2 separate regions of the Homo sapiens genome follow, and region 2 is linked to region 1. A link is a loop called in an ENCODE intact Hi-C map of the cell type or tissue named here. Cell type or tissue: OCI-LY7. All regions are shown on one strand. Each heading gives the region's core, and the rest is flanking DNA. Links, peaks and the distances in the headings are about the cores only.

The links. Peaks named below come from ENCODE experiments on the same cell type or tissue, not always from the same donor. Only the 100,000 strongest peaks of a DNase experiment are listed, where the experiment ranks them.
Region 2: a loop joins it to region 1, with 12 times the contacts of the local background. A loop is called at or near these places in 74 of 110 quality-filtered maps.

Annotation. Positions count from the first base shown.
Region 1 is chr17:4,622,952-4,628,324 of GRCh38, reverse strand. LOC105371498 (a long non-coding RNA gene) reads left to right here. Exons shown (of 3, transcript XR_001752766.3): 2 at 518-662. Among named protein-coding and RNA genes, the nearest start is that of LINC01996, 15 kb to the right of the region's middle. In OCI-LY7, for the core only: CTCF peaks have their summits at 1,961 and 2,189 (motif pointing right); a DNase peak (open chromatin) is centred at 2,184.
Region 2 is chr17:4,418,585-4,423,957 of GRCh38, reverse strand. No RefSeq gene overlaps it. Among named protein-coding and RNA genes, the nearest start is that of SPNS3, 13 kb to the left of the region's middle. RefSeq lists a silencer at 3,069-3,268. In OCI-LY7, for the core only: CTCF peaks have their summits at 2,962 and 3,163 (motif pointing left); DNase peaks (open chromatin) are centred at 497, 937, 1,327 and 3,137; H3K4me3 peaks cover 307 bases; H3K27ac peaks cover 2,022 bases.

The sequences.
Region 1 (5,373 bases), core at 227-5,226:
TATTTCAAAGTAGAGTTTAGGATGCTAAACATATGTTTATTGTTTGCAAATATCTATGTGCTGGCATTTATGTGAGCCAAGCAGTCTGATTGGGCCAAACCCTGGGAAATGTAAATATATTTATTCTTATTTTACTATTTGGCACAGCCTGTTGTCTCCCAATAACTGTAATAATGTCTGCTATTGAATCGTGGCAGACACCATCCAGTGTTTCTCGGAATACAGGCAGCCCTCCTACACTCTGCATCAGAGCCCCTCCCGCAGGGGATGCTTGTTAAAGGATGGATTCGCAGGACCCGCCGCTGAATCAGAACTTAAGTTTAAAAAAGGCTGCACCTTCACGGGTGCTCGCTCTGTCCTACCAGTGAGCTTCCCTTTAGTTTCGCGTTTCCACAGGAAACAGGACATAGATCTAAAATTGCCTTTGCACTTGGACTGGTTTCCTTTGCTGACCTAATACAGAATAGCTTTTTGTGCTGTGACTGCGAGTGTGTTGAACAGATCCTCTGTATTTTAGGAGAAGAAATTTGGTGCCTCGTTGCTCACCATCACCACTGGCCCTGGTAGCTCTGCGGATAAACCAGCTTGGATTTCACCCTTGAGGATTAACATTGCAACACTGCATAGGCACATAAAGCCACCTGAAAGTCAAGATGAGGCAGGTAATGTGCGCACTGGGATCTCGTGTGGTTGGTGTCTTGTCTTTTGCCATTTGTCGGGTACAGCAGCTGCAGTTGCTGAAGCAGGTGAGTAACTTTCAAGAGCCGAACCAACTGCAAGAAGCTCTCCTGGAAAGGGGCATGAAGGCTGCTGACCCTCCTCCTGCCCCTCCGCCGACCAACTCCACACCTGGGATTAGAGGGGAGGAAACCTTTATCCCATATTCTCTTATGTTCTATTGCTGGGGACCTGCAAATTAAACTGACAGAACACAGATTAACAAGAGAAAAAGGATACAAATTTTACGGATGTTAATGTTTTATGGGTACAGGAGCTTCACAAAAAGAAGTAGAAAACTCCAATAAGTGTTTAGACTTGAGAAATTATATACTATTTGAGCAAAGGGTGATAGGTTATAGAGAAGTGACTGAATAAAGAAAAGAATGTTTGGGCTTCCGGGGTAATAAACTGTAAGAAAGTGTTTAGGAATATATGGGAGAAATTAATGGACGAGAACAGTTATCTCTCTTCCATTTGTTTGTTTATGTAGACTCTTCTCAATGCAACTCCTGTCACTGGTGATAAGAGTCACTCTCTTTCTTCTGGGTACAGAGGGGCATCTTCCTCAAAGCAAAATTTAGGTCCTGCATTTAGGCAGATAAGGGAGGACAGAGAACTTTTACTGCATCTGTTGTTTCTTCATTGTCTATAGCTCAAATTATTCTTTTGCCGAGGTAGCATATTTTGGGGGTGGCATGTTGTGATCCTCTTTAGGATCATCAGCACCTCCAGCTAGGGTGAGGCTGGACAGGAGCTGGCACAAAGGAGGCTTTCAGGCAGTTTCCTTGAGTTCTAACCGCAACCCCTGCAGAACAATTGGCCTGTGGCCTGCTGTCCCCACTATGCCTGAATTGCTGTGGACTAATTTATGAGTAGCCCTCTGAACCCAGAGGAAGCTCGAGGAGCAGAATTGACATACCCATCAGCTAGAATCGCTGTAGGAAGACAGAATCAGTGAACATAAAGTATCCAAGTTCGAACAACTGAAAATGAAATCATAATTAATTTTTAAAAGAGTTTTGTGAAATATGTGGATAAAGCATACTTTCCGATGAGCCTAATACTATGAATGATAAATTATAAATGGGAGTCCTATTTCAAATCTAAGCAAGGATGGCTGGGCGCAGTGACTCATGCCTGTAATCCCAGCACTTTGGGATGCCGAGGCGGGTGGATCACTTGAGGCTAGCAGTTCAAGACCAGCCTGGTCAACATGGTGAAACCCCATCTCTACTAAAAATACATAAATTAGCTGGGCATGGTGGCAGGTGCCTGTAATCCCAGCTACTCAGGAGGCTGAGGCAGGAGAATCACTTGAACCCGGGAGGTGGAGGTTGCAGTGAGCTGAGATCGTGCCACTGCACTCCAGCCTGGGTGACAGAGTGAGACTCCATCTCAAAAAGAAAAAAAAAAAAAATCCAAGCGGACTTAGACTCACAGAAATCATTATGTTCCACGAGAGGGCAGTATAGTAACTCGTTTATAAAACAGTAGGCTCGGAAGAGCAGAGGAAAACATTTGTGAACAGTTTTAAAATTTGTGATGAGCACCGGGCGCGGTGGCTCACACCTGTAATCTCAGCACCCTGGGAGGCCGAGGCGGGAGGATCACCTGAGGTTGGGAGTTTGAGACCAGCCTGACCAACGTGGTGAAACACCGTCTCTGCTAAAAATACAAAAAAATTAGCCGGGCTTGGTGGCGCATGCCTGTAATCCCAGCTACTGGGGAGACTGAGGCAGGAGAATTGCTTGAACCCCAGAGGCGGAGGTTGCAGTGAGCGGAGATCGCGCCACTGCACTCCAGCCTGGGCAACAAGAGCAATACTCCGTCTCAAAAAACAAACAAACAAACAAACAAACAAAAGATTGTGATGAGAACCTGTTTGAGCAGAAACAAAATCAAATCGCATTTTTACCATAAAGTGTTTGTCTCTATGACATGATGACTACTCAGGAAGATTGGTTTTTTCAAGTAGGAATGACATACTTTTGAAAAAGTAAGTTGCTTGACTTGGAATTAAATGGAATTGCTTTCGTTCGTTGCTATGTTGCTCGGTTGCTATGTGGTCTAGTAGAAGCTACAAACAAAATCCAGGAGATCACATTTCCTCTGCCTCAGCCCCTGGAAAAGCTTTATATGCCTGAGTCCTCACCTCCAGTTGTGCCTGGAGCTACGAAGTTTGCGGGAGAGTTTAAATTGGGAAAGATAGTAATCCTTACAGCCAGCTTTATCTGAACTCTGAGTACCAGGCTGGGCGCTTTACATGGATTATTTCTTTCAGCCCCATGATAGCTCTATGAGTTAGGAACTATTATTATCTTCATTAAACCAAGGCCCATAGAGGACTGAGTGTTTGCCCGTGGGACACGCACGGCTCATCGATGGCAGATGCAAAGTCGGGATTCAAACCGGGCAGATCAAATCTAGATCCCAAGTTTGAGCTATTTCTAGGCAATTGGTGGCAAAGACAGAACTAGAACCCATATCTCTTTGTTACAAATTAAAGAGTGACTTTAATATTGAAAACGATGTGTATGGCGGGACTGGGTAGAAGAAACCTTTGGAAGACGGCTGATGGGACAGACGCAAAGTGACTGTGTTTGCAAAAAGACAGGTTCATGCCAAGAAACGAGAACATTCCAGGCTGAGCTGGGATGCCCCATTTATGCCAATTATGCAGTGTCAGAGTGGCCAAGACCAGAGGGATTTCCCCATTGCCTTCTCAAACTCCAAAGAGCTCTGAGATCCACAAGCTGGTGGGGTTCCCAGGAGAAGCCTGCAGAAGGTGCTTCCTCCTCCAGGCCACAGAAGAGGACAGAGAGAAGTTCCCCTAAATCCCCAGAGCCCTTAGTCAAGTTCATCCCAAAACTATCCGAATAATCATCACTGCTATCCCTTGAGAATTCAAATGCCAGGCCCTGTGCTAAGCATTTTACTTGTGTTAGCTCATTTAGTCCTCATAGCAATTCAGTGAGGTGGGGCTTATGTTCACTATCTGGGAATTTCACAGGCTGGCCCCTCTCACAGGAGTTTCATCATGTAAGGCCTGCGTACATATATGCATGAGAAAGCATGTCTTGCACACGAATTGGTTTTCCTAAACCCTCCCTCATCTTTGAGCAATGCAGCCAACTTTGTTTTTAAAGTGCAGCCCACTTCTGAGTAAGCATGGCAGATTGCTCACTTCCCCCTTCCAAAACTCCACTGAAATGGCAATAAAGGAATCAAGAATATATAAACTCATAAGGAGATAAAATGAGGGAAGAGATGAACATGGATGAGAGAGTCCCACAAATATCTGGAAAAGGGAGAGGAGCAGGAGCTGACATGGCAGAGCTGGGGATCACTACCTGGCTCCCTGCAGATGAGGAAACTAATAAGCAGAAGCGGGGTGGTCTTGTAGAACTCTAGGTGCTGAGGACGGGGAGATCCAAATCTACAGAAGGTGGACATGAGGCATGGGACTAAAAACAGGGGGGCTACGTGGCCTGTATAGGGGGAGGATGGACCCCCTTCCTCCTCCTACAGCAGGTGCACCCCAGCTCTCTCCTACACCCATTGCTTGCCTCCCCACCCCCACTGCCAGTAGGAGATTTGACACATTGTCTCTGGATAACTGAATGGCTCCAGAGAAAAGACCTCCACATTCTGACATCTTGGAGTCCTGCCCCAATTTGAAAGCCAGTTTGGGCTGGGCGCAGTGGCTCACCCCTGTAATCCCAGCACTTTGGGAGGCCAAGGCAGGTGGATCACCTGAGGTCAGCTTTACCAACCAGCTTTACCAACATGGTGAAGCCCCATTTCTACCAAAAAAAAAAAAAAAAGAACCAAAATTAGCCAGGCCTGGTGGCACCTGCTTGTAATCCCAGCTACTCAGGAGGCTGAGGCAGGAGAATCACTTCAACCGGGGAGGCAGAGGTTGCAGTGAGCCGAGATTGCACCATTGCATTCCAGCCTGGGCAACAAGAGCAAAATCCCATAAAAAGAAAGAAAGAAAGAATGAAAGAAAGAAAGAAGGAAGGAAGGAGAAAGAGAGAAAGAAAAGAAAGAAGAAAGAAGGAAGGAAAGAAAGAAAGAAAAAGAAAAGAAAGAAGCCAGTTTGCTATCCAATGACCTTGTTGTAAGTCCTTCTATGGACAAGCCTCACCCACTCACTCAGAGTTCCCACTCCTGTGTTTAGTGAGTCACACTTAGACAAGAACAGGCAGCCCAGGATCACCTAATGTTTAAAGACAGCCTCCAGCTTGGAAGAGACGGATCCAGACAAATAGGATAAAGGAATTTGGAGAAAGCAGAGACGATGGAAGGAGTAGAAAAAAAATGAAAAAAAAATCTGATAATTTCTTCAGAAAAGTAAAGTAAGATGTTATATCCATTAAACAAGAGTTAGATGCTTTATTCTCTATTTTGGATGTTACTTTTAAAGGAATTAATGAAAAAACAAAAATGAAATTTTGGAAATTGTTCAAAAGAAGAGTAAGAATAAAATATTTAAAAGCAAGTTTGGTGGAAGATAAAGTAGAACAAAAATAAACAGAGATTTAAAAATAATAATAATTGAAAAAATATAAGAATGAGGACCACTCTAGGAAGTCCAATTTCCAGCTAATAGAAATTCTATAAAGAGAAAATAGAGGAGAGAGAGTGAGAGTA
Region 2 (5,373 bases), core at 70-5,069, 200 kb after region 1:
GTGAGCCAAGATCGCACCACTGCACTCCAGCCTGGGCAACAAGAGCAAAACTCCATCTCAAAAAAAAAAAAAAAAAGCTCATTTGAGATGATTTTTAGTGGAGACCCTTCCAGAGTGGCTCCCATCAGAGTTTAAATTTATGTCCTTTTTTTAACAAAAGAAATGTCCAGCCTCACAGAATAGGAGGTGACAGGCTGGGCACAGTGGTTCACACCTGTAATTCCAACAGTTTGGGAGGCCAAGGTGAGAGGATTGTTTGAACCCAGGAGTTTGAGACCAGCCTGGGCAACAGGCCCCCATCGCTGCAAAAAAAAAAAAAAAAATTAGACAGGCATGGTGGTGGTGTGCCTGTAGTCCCAGCTACTCAGGAGGTTGAGGCAGGAGGATTGCAGGATTGCTTGAGCCAAGGAGGTTGAGGCTGTAGCGAGCTGTGATTGCATCACTGTACTCCAGCCTCAGTGACAGAGCAAGACCCTTAATCAAAAAAAAAAAAAAAAAGAAGGTCACAGGAAGTCACTCAGGAATCACTTTTTTTTTTTTTTGAAATGGAGTCTCCCTGTGTCACCCAGGCTGGAGTGCAGTGGTGCAGTCTCGGCTCATTGCAAGCTCCACCTCCCGGGTTCACGCCATTCTCCTGCCTCAGCCTCCTGAGTAGCTGGGACTACAGGCACCTGCCACCACACCCAGCTAATTTTTTGTATTTTTAGTAGAGACGGGGTTTCACTGTGTTAGCCAGGATGGTCTAGATCTCCTGACCTTGTAATCCACCCACCTCGGCCTCCCAAAGTGCTGGGATTATAGGCATGAGCCACCGAGCCCGGCCAGGAATCACTCTTCAGAAATCCCCAGGGAGTCATCTTTTATGTGATGAATCAATAAGGATGCTTTTGTCCGCAAGTAACAGCAGAAGTAACAGCAGCCAAACCAGGACATTCATTCGTTCTCTTGCACTGCAAATCAAGAAGTAGGCAGTTTCAGGGTTGATTAACTCAGTGGCTCCATGACATCATAAAAAACTCAGTGTTTTTCATCTTTCCCCCCTGAAATCTTTATAGTGTTGGCCTTTGATTACTTAATTAATTGCTATAAAACAAATCCCCCCAGAACTCATGGCTTTAAACAACAGTAGTCATTTATCTCTTGCATTTTTCAGTGGTCAGGAATTTGGGAGCAGCTGAGATGCAGGACTATGGCTCAGGGTCTCTTGTTGCCGTGAAGGGCTGCAGTCCCCTAAAGTCTTAACTGGGGCTGGGAGCTCTGTTTCCAAGGGGCCTCACTCACGTGGCAGGCAAGTTGGTGCTGCCTGTTGGCTCCTGTCTAGATGGGTCCCTCCACAGGACTGCTTGAGCATCCTCACGGTATGGTGGCTAGTTTCCTGCAGGGGGAACAATACATTAGGGACCAAGGCAGAAACTGCAACATCTTTTTTTTTTTTTTTTTTTTTTTTGAGACAGAGTCTTGCTCTGTCACCCAGGACGTAGTGCACTGGCACAATCTCCACTCGCTGCAACCTCCATCTCTTGGGTTCAAGCGATTCTCCCACCTCAGCCTCCTGAGTCACTGGGATTACAGGCGCATGCCACGACGCCCAGCTAGTTTTTGTATTTTTAGTAGAGACAGCGTTTTACCATGTTGGCCAGGCTGGTCTTGAACTCCTGACCTCAGGTGATCCAGCTGCCTCGGCCTCTCAAAGTGCTGGGATTACAGGCGTGAGCCACTGCGTCTGGCCTGCATCTTTCCTGACCTGGACTCCTAGGTCTGTACTCAGCTGCATTCCATTGGCCACACAGGCCAGTCTATGCTCTGTGTTCCCATACTCTCTGCTGCCCCTCCATGTGGAAGGGCATGAATACCAGGAGGGAAAGCTTGCGGGAGATCTTTTTTAAAAAAAGAAGATTTATGTATTTTATTCAAGCCAATTTTTTTTTTGTTTTGCTTTGTTTTTGAGATGTCGTTTTGCTCTTGTCGCCCAAGCTGGAATGCAGTGGTGCAATCTCAGCTCACTGCAACCTCTGCCTCCCAGGTTCAAGCAATTCTCCTGCCTCAGCCTCCCAGAAGTAGCTGGGATTACAGGCACTTGCCACCACGCCCGGCTAATTTTTGTATTTTTAGTAGAGACAGGGTTTCTCCATGTTGGCCAGGCTGGTCTCGAACACCTGACCTCAGGTGATACACCCGTTTCAGCCTCCCAAAGTGCTGGGATTACCAGCCTGAGCCACCACGCCCTGCCACGAGATCTTCTTGCAGGCTGGCTACCACAGTCTCCATCTTGAGGCTTGTCGTCTCACATATAAGAAGGTAGGAGATTCATCCTGAAATGTGTTCATGTGTATTTATTAGGGAGGAAAATCTGCCCTAGAAATTCCCCTGCTGGTGCTCCCTCACAGCCCACTGGCCAGGTTGAGTCACATGTCGGTGCCACGTCTGCAGGAGAAGCTGGGAAGGTGGGTGCCAGGGAAGTCTGCCTCTGTCTCTGAGGAAGAATGGGAAAGAAAGGGGCCACAGGGTAGCCGGGCGCAGTGGCTCATGCCTATAATCCCAGCACTTTAGGAGGCTGAGGCGGGCGGATCACTTGAGGTCAGGAGTTTGAGACCAGCCTGGCCAACATGGTGAAACCCTGTCTCTACTAAAAATACAAAAATTAGCCAGACGTGGTGGCAGGCGCCAGTAATCTCAGCTACTCGGGAGGCTGAGGCAAGAGAATCGCTTGAACCCAGGAGGCAGAGGTTGCAGTGAGCCGAGATTGTGCCACTGCACTCCAGCCTGGGGAGACAAGAGCAAGACTTCGTCTCGAAAAAAAAAAAAAAAAAGAAAGTGGCCACGGGATAAGCAGACCATGTCTTCGCAGATGGCTAACCACCTCTCAGCCTTGATGCTTGCAGGGCTGAAACGAGCTCCTGGTATGGATTCCCAAAGAGGAAGGGAAAATTTTAGGTTCTAGATCTAGAAGGTGGCAGATGTCAGAAGCTGTCCTAACCCAGGCCTCCTGGAGCTAGGAGTCACCCTAGATGGTGGAAAGTGTGCAGGAAATACAGCCACTGAACCCTGAGAACAGCAAGCTTGACATCTCAAGCCTAGAACCCTTCTCGCTGAGGTTAGCACGATTTCAAAAAGCATCGTTACCACCAAGTCCTGGGGACTGGTTACAACCAGGTTTCAATGGCGACACCATGTGGTCATGATGGGAAATAGCAGTCATGACCTATGCCCCGCATGGTGTAGGCTCTCAAAAGTTTCTGGGTGATACAGGGTGGTCTCAAGATCCTGAATGGTTTTTGTTTTTTTGAGACAGGGTCTCACTCTATCAACCAGGCTGGAGTGCAGTAGCAGTCATCACAGCTCACTGCAGCCTCCATCTCCTGGGCTCAAGCGATCCACCTGCCTCGACCTCTCAAAACGCTGGGATTACAGGCGTGAGCCACCACACCTGGCCCTGGATTTCTTTTTAATAAGGCATACACAGGCCCGGCGTGGTGGCTCACACCTGTAATCCCAGCACTTTGGGAGGCCAAGGAGGGTGAAACACGAGGTCAGGAGTTCGAGACCAGCCTCTACTAAACCACGCCTCTACTAAAAATACAAAAATTAGCCGGGCATGGTGGCACATGCCTGTAGTCCCAGCTACTTCGGAGGCTGAAGCAGGAGAATTGCTTGAACCTGGGAGGTAGAGGTTGCAATGGGGCAAGATTGCGACATTGCACGCCAGCCTGGGAGACAGAGCGAGACTCCGTCTAAAATAATAACAATAATAATAAGGCATACACAAGCATGAACAATTAATTGGGAAAATTAGAGTTATGATCATATTTTAGACCACATTGTGGAACTGGCCATATTTATAAAGTATGTTCATATAGTGAAAGTGTGGAAGGCTATATCTCAAAGGCTTAACAGTGTACTTATCTCAGGCTCATAGAACTATAGGTAAACTTTTTTCCTTTATTTCTTTTTTCTATCATTACATGCCAGTAATAACAATAGCAAACACTAACAGAGCACATACCATGTGCTGAGTGCCTGTTAATTGGCGATGATCATTATGCTGGCTGGGTGCGGTGGTTCACGCCTGGAATCCCAGCACTGTGGGAGGCCGAGGCAGGTGGATTACGAGGTCAGAAGTTCGAGATCAGCCTGGCCAATATGGTGAAACCCCATCTCTACTAAAAATACAAAAATTAGCTGGGCTTGGTGGTGCACACCTGTAGTCCCAGCTGTTCAGGAGGCTGAGGCATGAGAATCACTTGAACCTGGGAGGTGGAGGTTGCAGTGAGCTGAGATCGTGCCACTGTACTCCAGCATGGGCAACAGAGCAAGACTCCATCTCAAAAAAAAAAAAAATTCTCATTATGCTTACTTTTTGGCGGGGGCAGGCAGAGACAGGGACTCTTTCTGTCACCCAGGTTGGAGTTCAGTGTTGCAGTCATAGCTCGCTGCAGCCTTGCCCTCCTCGGCTCAAGCGATCCTCCCACCTCAGCCTCCTGAGTAGCTGGGACTACAGGTGTGCAACATCACATTTGGCTAATTTTTTATTTTTTATTTTGTTTTTTAAAGAGGGGGCCTCCCCATGTTGCCCAGGCTGGTCTCAAACTCCTGGGCTCAAGTGATCTTCCCATCTCGGCCTCCCAAAGTGCTGAGATTATAGGCGTGAGCCACCATGACCAGCTTATACTTACTTTTTACGCGAGGAAACTGAGACACAAGGAAGCTAAGTCAGTGCCCCATGTAGCTCTGAACTCTGTGCTCCCATCCTCTCTGCTGTACTGCCTCCCTGTCTTATCTGTGTATATTAATTTTTCTGCAGTGTGTCGCTTGCATAGTAATAATATAAGAAAAGAAAAAGCAGTGGGATGTATACCTTTTTCCACCCTCCCCCCCGCAAGACGGAGTCTTGCTCTGTCACCCAGGCTGGAGTGCAGTGGCGCGATCTAGGCTCACTGCAACCTCCGCCTCCTGGGTTCAAGTAATCCCCCTGCCTCAGCCTCCAGGGTAGCTGGGATTACAGGCACACACCACCACACCCGGCTAGTTTTTGTATTTTTAGTAGAGATGGGGTTTCACCATGTTGGACAGGCTGATCTCGAACTTCTGACCTTGTGACCTGCCTCCCTTGGCTTCCCAAAGTGCTGGGATTACAGGTGTGAGCCACCGCACCCAGCCTGATATATAGCTTTTATAATCAGAAAAAAAATAATGCTGGCTGGGCATGGTGGCTCATTCCTGTAATCCCAGCTTTTTGACAGGCTGAGATGGGAGGATTGCTTGAGCCCAGGAGTTCCGAGACCAGCCTGGGCAACATAGCAAGACATTGTCTCTACAAAAAAAAATTTTTTTTTTAATTAGCCAGGCATGGTGGCATGCACCTGTAGTCCCAGC